Linked DNA regions of Homo sapiens: regions 1 and 2 are each linked to region 3. Evidence: chromatin loops called from intact Hi-C (ENCODE). Cell type or tissue: GM12878. All regions are shown on one strand.

Region 1 (2,500 bases), 57 kb after region 3:
GTGTAAAGTGATGGATAACCTGATATATCAGCAGTGTGATATATTAATACAAACCTTTCCATCCTACTATTAAAAGGGGACTGAGAGGAGAATTATTAGGGTGAACAGCTTTCAGCTGATACCAAGCATTGTCGAGGTACCCTGTTACTGTAGTTGAGTGTTCAGTGAGATCAGCTGACGAGGGATGAGCCAGAGTTCTACCATCTTTTCCAGGAAACCAGGGCTGCTGCTGGTATGCTGGAGTCCACTGGGAGGGAATTAGAACAGGCACTTCCTTTCCCCTACAAAATAGACAGTGAAGAAGAAAGACACACAAGGAAGCTAGATCTCTTGTTAAATCAAGTACTAGATGTAAATATAAGCTAGAATTCCATTTTCTAATGTGTTTCCATGTGCTTTGTTTATTATGATTTTCAGGTTGTTCCACAAAAAAACTCCTTTGGACATATTCTACAAGGAGTGAAGAGGAATTTGTCTTATTTTGTGATTTACCAGAGCCACAGAAATCACATTTCTGCCACAGAAATCGACTCTCACCAAAACAAGTCCCTGAGCACCTGCCCTTCATGGGTAGTAACGACCTATCTGATGTCCAATGGTACCAACAACCTTCGAATGGAGATCCATTAGAGGACATTAGGAAAAGCTATCCTCACATCATTCAGGACAAATGTACCCTTCACTTTTTGACCCCAGGGGTGAATAATTCTGGGTCATATATTTGTAGACCCAAGATGATTAAGTATGATCCAAATACATTTCTATCTGAAAACATTTCCAAATCCTCTATTATCTAGACAAAATATCTATGTTCACAGGATCTTGTTAATTTCCTAGGAGCCCCTATGATGTAGCCTGTTGTGTCAAGATGATTTTAGAAGTTAAGCCCCAGACAAATGCATCCTGTGAGTATTCCGCATCACATAAGCAAGACCTACTTCTTGGGAGCACTGGCTCTATTTCTTGCCCCAGTCTCAGCTGCCAAAGTGATGCACAAAGTCCAGCGGTAACCTGGTACAAGGTAAGAGTGAATTCTCTAAAATTAATATAAGAGCATTGTTTTTATGGTATCTTCTTCATGGGCTTTTCATGGAAAAGCGTGTTTGAGAATCTGAGGTATACAGCTTCTCAAAAACTGGCCCTGTGCCTCTGCAGGAGATCTGACTTTCTAAAATAATCATGTTCCCTGGGAAGCCACAGAGCTTGATATTCTAATTATTAGAGGCATCCTTTTGATCAACACCAGAGAAACTTCTAAAATTCAAGTATATTACACATGAGGTTAGACATAAACCTACTAACATCTGCTAATGTAGGAAGATAGGTTCACTCATTTTCACTGTCTTAGGAAAGCAACAGGCATTGCAAAGGGGAAGGGAGGACTCAACACATAAGTCTTGAAGGGTTTGTGAAAGTTACAGGAGCCTGAAATACATTCCCAAAAGACAGCTCTTGGAGGACAGTTAGGACGAATCCAAGGTGGGCCTGAGTGACAGATGTCTTGCACAGGTGAGATGGTGGAAAGGAGTACAGTGCAAATAGAAAAAGGGAACAAGAGCAAGTTTCACAATGACTTTTAGCTATGAACCACATGTACGTGAACTCCCATAACAAAAGCACTTCATGTTTCCATCGTGTTTGATAGTGTTTCCAAGTGCTAGCAGATGATGAAATGCTGCCTAACCATCTCCTCCAAAAGAGCCCCCTGTCAGTTGATTCTTGGGTGGTGGAATCCAGGAATAGAATCTAAATCACTTCCTACAATTGCAATAACTATTTGAAGTTCAATACTTTGTCTTCAAAGTTATGCAGAATTTTGTATTCAACCTCATAATATATGTGTTTGTTAATATAAAAATATCATTCTAAATTGCTACTGATTAAAATCAGAAAGATGAGTTATCTAATGGTTTAATGCACCCCAAATTTTAAGAATGAGAGTCTCCTGGGGATACAGTTACCATGGTAAGAGGAAACATTTCCCTACTTGATTCCTGAGACTCCAGGCTAATAGGAAGACAGATGTTATCACATCCTTTACAGAAATAAATATACAGGGTGGACGAACGGCATGGGGTATGGTCTCAAATTTGTGTTTTTATATGACACTGAAAGAATGCTGGTCTCAATAAAACCCTAATTTCAGAAACATTCATTTCATAACCTTTAAAATGAGGTTAGTAAGAAGAGCCAATAGTTTTGTTCATTATTTTCAGTTCTCTCTCAAGAACAAAACTTCCTTTGGTTCAAAGTATCCGTCATCCAGGATGGCAGCTGTCTTGTTGTCTTGGTGGGCTGTTCTCAGGCCTGTAAAGCAGTCTTGTCCCCGTTATTTCAGATGAAAATGTGTTTGGCTTTTCAATGATCATACACCTGAAGTGAAAGCTATGAATTTTTACTTTTCAGGTGAGCACAAGTTGCATAATAGTAGCCAGCTTTCTGCAAATATTGCTTTTATAAACTAAACCCTAAAACTGTATGACATTCACAAAAGGAAGCT
Region 2 (2,500 bases), 68 kb after region 3:
AATTTAATGTGTTTCCAAATAGGAAGAAGATAATTTAGATTATATTTCTCAAAACTGTTTCTAGGGTTGAAACATTGGCCCATTTGATTATTCTCACTATGAACATTTCAGAACTCTGAAGATCTGGACAGCTTTCTAACACCTGTTCAAAACAATCATCTGTATGCTGTCTAACCAGCACTGAAACAGAGGAAGAATTTCCTTACTTGTTCAGAACAGAATATTGCCACAGCCCCACTATTGTTTTAGCTTTGGGACAGCCTCATTATATGGTTGATTTATTCTGAGTTGGCAGGCAAGTCTTTCCACAAAAACTGAAATCAAGCAAGTTCTCTCTATTTTTGTTTGTAGAGTAGAATTTGTAACTTATGTTCATGATTTTATATTTATTTCTGTTAAATAATTTGTTGTTTTTAGTTCATTCTACATGTCAAGAGGTTGGAATTCTGATTTTGAATGCCAACATATTAGCCATCACACGCAGGTTTGTGAGGCATGTAGATGAGATCAACATGGTATGTTCTCCCTCAAGCCCCTGCTAAAACTACGGGCGAGGCTAACACCAGGGACAGAGTGCTCTGCTGTTAACTCCAGTTTGATCCTTCTAGTTACATATGATCCATTCATCCACAACGCAAGGGTGTTGCTTAATTAACTAAAAGGGCACTCGAATGCCCTATATCTGATCATTCAGCTCACAATGTACCTTTGGTTTAACAGAGAGATCATGAGAATATTTTTCAAGTGACTCACAATAGTGAAGATACTCTGTGTCTGCCATACTCCTGTGAACCTCCAGTCTATTCAGTTGTGGGCAACAATGAGATTGCCTTGATATGATTGTTGTTAGCAAATGCAAGCTGGCTGATATTAACCATCACTTCCTTTTCTAAGGGTTCATAAACCATCTGTTAAATAATTAATTCAAGACTTTCACTAGAAATTGACATCTAGCCCATTATCAATAATTTCCATAATATACTCCATTCCCATTAAAAGATAAATATTAGTAAAAAAAAAATCTATCAATAGAATGTTGTTAGTTGATAACTGGGGCAAGAGACTGCAACTACACTTAACGGGAAAGAGCAACATAGACAACAGAAACAGAAAAGCAAAGGGTATGTTCAGTGTATGGTCACACTGAGTGGCTCACTGTGGTGGGAGCTGAGAGTTCTTAAGTGGTTTAATTAGGACTAGAATGGAAATAAAGGTTGTGTGGTTCTCATGATGGTTATGGGGACCTTGCTGATGTGTTTGAACTTTATGAGTGTGAGTCCTGATCCAGGACAGGACAGAAAGAAGTGGAAACAGAAAGAAGGTGGCAGATGCTAGTGATATTTTCATGTAATAAAATGAAAGATTAAAAGCTTTGACTGGGAGTGTGTGTAAAATAGATGAGTAGCATATTTGGTGTTTTTCTGGCTCAACATATATGAGATAGTAGTAGTAAATTCAATTAGGAGCAGGAAAGCTGTGATGAATACAGACCTGGACACAATGAGTCTATGATAAGGAACATTAAAATGGATATGAAAACCTGAAATGCACCAGGGAGAATAGGCCAGGGAGGAGAGTGAAAGAAATGCAGGTCTTTGGAGTCCTCCCAGACTGGGTAGTGGAAGTCCAGCTAGGAGCTCCAGTGTGTTGTCCAAATCCAGGAAGTACCATTCCCATAGAATAACACAGTGTGCGTGATGCTCAGTAGCTGTACTGACTGGTAGTATAAGAAATCGATAATACTGCAGTATAATATTATAATACCTGCCCCTAGTAGTAAGAATAACTGTTCTTCTCCCTGCTTCACATATACCTTTAAAAGTCCTTTGCAGTGTCTTCATTTTTTTTTTTTTTTTGCATGCCTCCACTCTTTTGAAGACTTACGGACATTATTCATTCAGATTCACAGTGGCGGATGTTCCTGTTTCCATATTCTGCTCATGACTGCTTCACATATGAGCAAAACCAAGAGTTCCCTGTGCAGCTGCATTAGCCTCTCTTTGTCCTATGAGGATTAACTGTAATTGTATTATTAGAATGGGTTTCCCATCATCCTTGGCATAAATTGCTTCTCCCTAATTTCTTTTCTTTGATATTTCCTCTAAGTTCCATTTCATAAAGTCTTAATGATACATACTAAGCCTCACTTACCTATTTATGGGTAAAAAAGATACATTATTCCCCATCCTCCCCCTTGGCTTAGGTGAGGTCTTAGTTACGGCTCTGTGTCCTCCCACCATTACGTTCTCATGCGATTTATGACACGCCTCTCCCCTGAATTCTGATCTTTATATGTTATCACTGCGTCCTCTGAAGTTTTATCTTTGAATTTCCCCCTATGTTTTAAAACTTCCTTTTGAAAAGTTCCTGATTCTTGAGATCATCTGGTATATATTTAGCCTTGTATACCACTACCTCTTTGCCTTGTTTTGCTTCCTGCCCACAGCTGCACTTCTCTGGCCACTCTGCCCCCACCCTTAGTCTCCTTTCCAGCCTGCTG
Region 3 (2,500 bases):
CCAAATCCCTAGGCTGCACACAGAAAGGGACCCTGGGCCCATCCCAGGAAATCATTTTTTCCTCTTAGGCCTCTGGGCCTGTGATGGGAGGGTCTCTCATGAAGATCTCTGACATACCCTAGAGGCATTTTTCCCCTTGTCTTGGCAATTAACATTTGAGTCCTCATTTCTTATGCAAATTTCTGCAACCAGCTTTAATTCCATGCCCCCCATTCCCACGAACATGGATTTTTCTCTCCTACCACATTCTCAAGCTGTGAATTTTCCAAACTCTTATGCTCTGTCACCTCTTGAATGATTTGCTCTTTAGAAATTTCTTCTTCCAGATAATCGTCTCTCAAGTTCAAAGTTCCATAGATCTCTAGGACAAGGGCAAAATGCAACTAATCTCTTTGCTAAACATAACAAGATTCACTTTTGCTCCAGCTCCCCAAAAGTTCCTCATCTCCATCTGAGACCACCTCAGCCTGGACTTTATTGTCCATAACATTATCAGCATTTTGGTTAAAGCCATTTAACAAGTCTTTAGGAAGTTCCAAACTTTTCCATATTTTCTTATCTTCTTCAAACTGTTCCAACTGTTCCAAACTGCCCTCCAAACTGTTCCAACCTCTGCCTGTATGCAGTTCCAAAGTCACTTCCACATTTTGTGTATCTTTACAGTAGCACCCCACTTCTGGTACCAATTTACTTTATTAGTCCATTCTCACACTGCTAATAAAGGCATACCTGAGACCAGGTAATATATAAAGGAGAAAGATTTAATGGACTCAGTTCTGCAGGGCTGGGGAGGCCTCAGGAAACTTACAAAAGGGGGAAAAGCCCCTTACAAAACCATCAGATCTCATGAGAACTCACTCACTATCATGAGAACAGCATGAGGGTGACTGCCCCCATGATTAAATTCAAGATGAGGTTTGGATGGGGACACAGCCAAACCATATCAGAATACTTCTATCACATCACTTCCTCTTTATGTTGTGGTTAACAATTTTGAGTTAAAACCAGACTGCTGCTTTGAGAAACAAACCCTGACTATAGAGAAGGCATTCTGTCCATGTCCTAAGGGAAATGTTTCGTTCAGTTTAAATACTCTCATTCTCAAAATGTGGTAAAAGTGCACCCGAGAGTCACTGGAGGGTAGATTATGAGAAAGACCCATTAATGCTGAACTTGAAGTACCACAAGTGCCGAAAGAGGGGAACGAGCACCTATCCTGGGTAGATGATGGTCAGATATATTTCCAAAGCCAGAGAATCTGGGTCAATTGAGAAAGAGGGAAAGTGACAGATATGCAAATTTGGATTGATATTATATTAATGAATTCTTGATTATCCACATGGTGACCTACAGTAATAATAAATGTACACACACTGTAAGTTACATAGGCACACTTTTAACCATCCCCACACTTACCAGGGAATGTTAGATAGGCAGGGTGAATGCAAGGTGAGTGAGATTTCTGATGGTGCAGAGGAAGAACGCCAAGGTTGCTAGATTTCTTGTTTTCTTTTCTACTGAGACTCCTCAGCAGGGTATATTTTGAGGTAGGTATGGCAGCACCGTGACTTCTGTGGCTTTCCCTATGAAGAAGTTGTAATGTGTAATATTTTCTTCTAAGAGGTGACACAATTATCAGTCTTCTAGCTATGGTTGGTTAAGTTCTGATACCTTCCTGTTGGGGAGAAACTGTCAGAAGTTGTGTTTTCATCTATGTTCTGAAAGTGCCTTATCCTTTCTAGTGTTGGAAAGATTGACGCAAAAATAAAGAACCCACAGGAAATTGACACCGAGATTTCTCAGGACTTTCTTGCTAACCTTGCTTCTTCACCTAATGCATTAGGAGACCAAAAAAAGTTACCTTGTCATTTTGGTTTTTGTTTTTATTTATTTTACTTTACTAATCTTTTGAAGAATCTTGTACTTCACGTCCCCACATTACTGTGGTTGAAGGGGAACCTTTCTATCTGAAACATTGCTCGTGTTCACTTGCACATGAGATTGAAACAACCACCAAAAGCTGGTACAAAAGCAGTGGATCACAGGAACATGTGGAGCTGAACCCAAGGAGTTCCTCGAGAATTGCTTTGCATGATTGTGTTTTGGAGTTTTGGCCAGTTGAGTTGAATGACACAGGATCTTACTTTTTCCAAATGAAGTGAGTAACCCTTTCTTTTCAAAATGTATTTCACAGCCCTCTTGTCCTTTGTTCAGCAACTCAAATATGCAGTAATCTGAAAGGTCAGATAATCACCACATCCTTTTCTTTCCTACTCTTCCTATGACATGAAATACATTCTTTGTTATGGAACAGAATAAGTTTATCTCTCTCTGCTTATTTTCTTAGTGACCTTAATGAAAGGAGATTACTTTGATAGGATTTCCTTTTAGGGGATCCTTACCAATGACAAGTGACGATTGCATGAAAGTCAGTTTTAAAATTCAGCTGCTCCTGTTGTCTACATGCCCCCAGTCAAATGAAATCAGCAGCTCGGACTTC

What was found. Peaks named below come from ENCODE experiments on the same cell type or tissue, not always from the same donor. Only the 100,000 strongest peaks of a DNase experiment are listed, where the experiment ranks them.
Region 1: a loop joins it to region 3, with 4 times the contacts of the local background. A loop is called at or near these places in 11 of 110 quality-filtered maps.
Region 2: a loop joins it to region 3, with 5 times the contacts of the local background. A loop is called at or near these places in 31 of 110 quality-filtered maps.

What each region holds. Positions count from the first base shown.
Region 1 is chr2:102,423,394-102,425,893 of GRCh38, forward strand. IL18RAP (interleukin 18 receptor accessory protein) reads left to right here. Exons shown (of 10, transcript NM_001393487.1): 2 at 418-742; 3 at 838-1,021. Among named protein-coding and RNA genes, the nearest start is that of IL18RAP, 1.5 kb to the left of the region's middle. In GM12878, no CTCF peak of the experiment used is centred here; a DNase peak (open chromatin) is centred at 1,528; H3K27ac peaks cover 900 bases.
Region 2 is chr2:102,434,004-102,436,503 of GRCh38, forward strand. All of the region lies in intron 3 of IL18RAP (interleukin 18 receptor accessory protein), which reads left to right. Among named protein-coding and RNA genes, the nearest start is that of MIR4772, 3.0 kb to the left of the region's middle. In GM12878, no CTCF peak of the experiment used is centred here; a DNase peak (open chromatin) is centred at 1,168; H3K4me3 peaks cover 382 bases; H3K27ac peaks cover 1,732 bases.
Region 3 is chr2:102,365,911-102,368,410 of GRCh38, forward strand. It overlaps IL18R1 (interleukin 18 receptor 1), which reads left to right. Exons shown (of 11, transcript NM_003855.5): 3 at 1,915-2,158. Among named protein-coding and RNA genes, the nearest start is that of IL18R1, 11 kb to the left of the region's middle. RefSeq lists an enhancer at 1,835-1,884. In GM12878, no CTCF peak of the experiment used is centred here; DNase peaks (open chromatin) are centred at 1,061, 1,360 and 1,701; H3K4me3 peaks cover 471 bases; H3K27ac peaks cover 2,500 bases.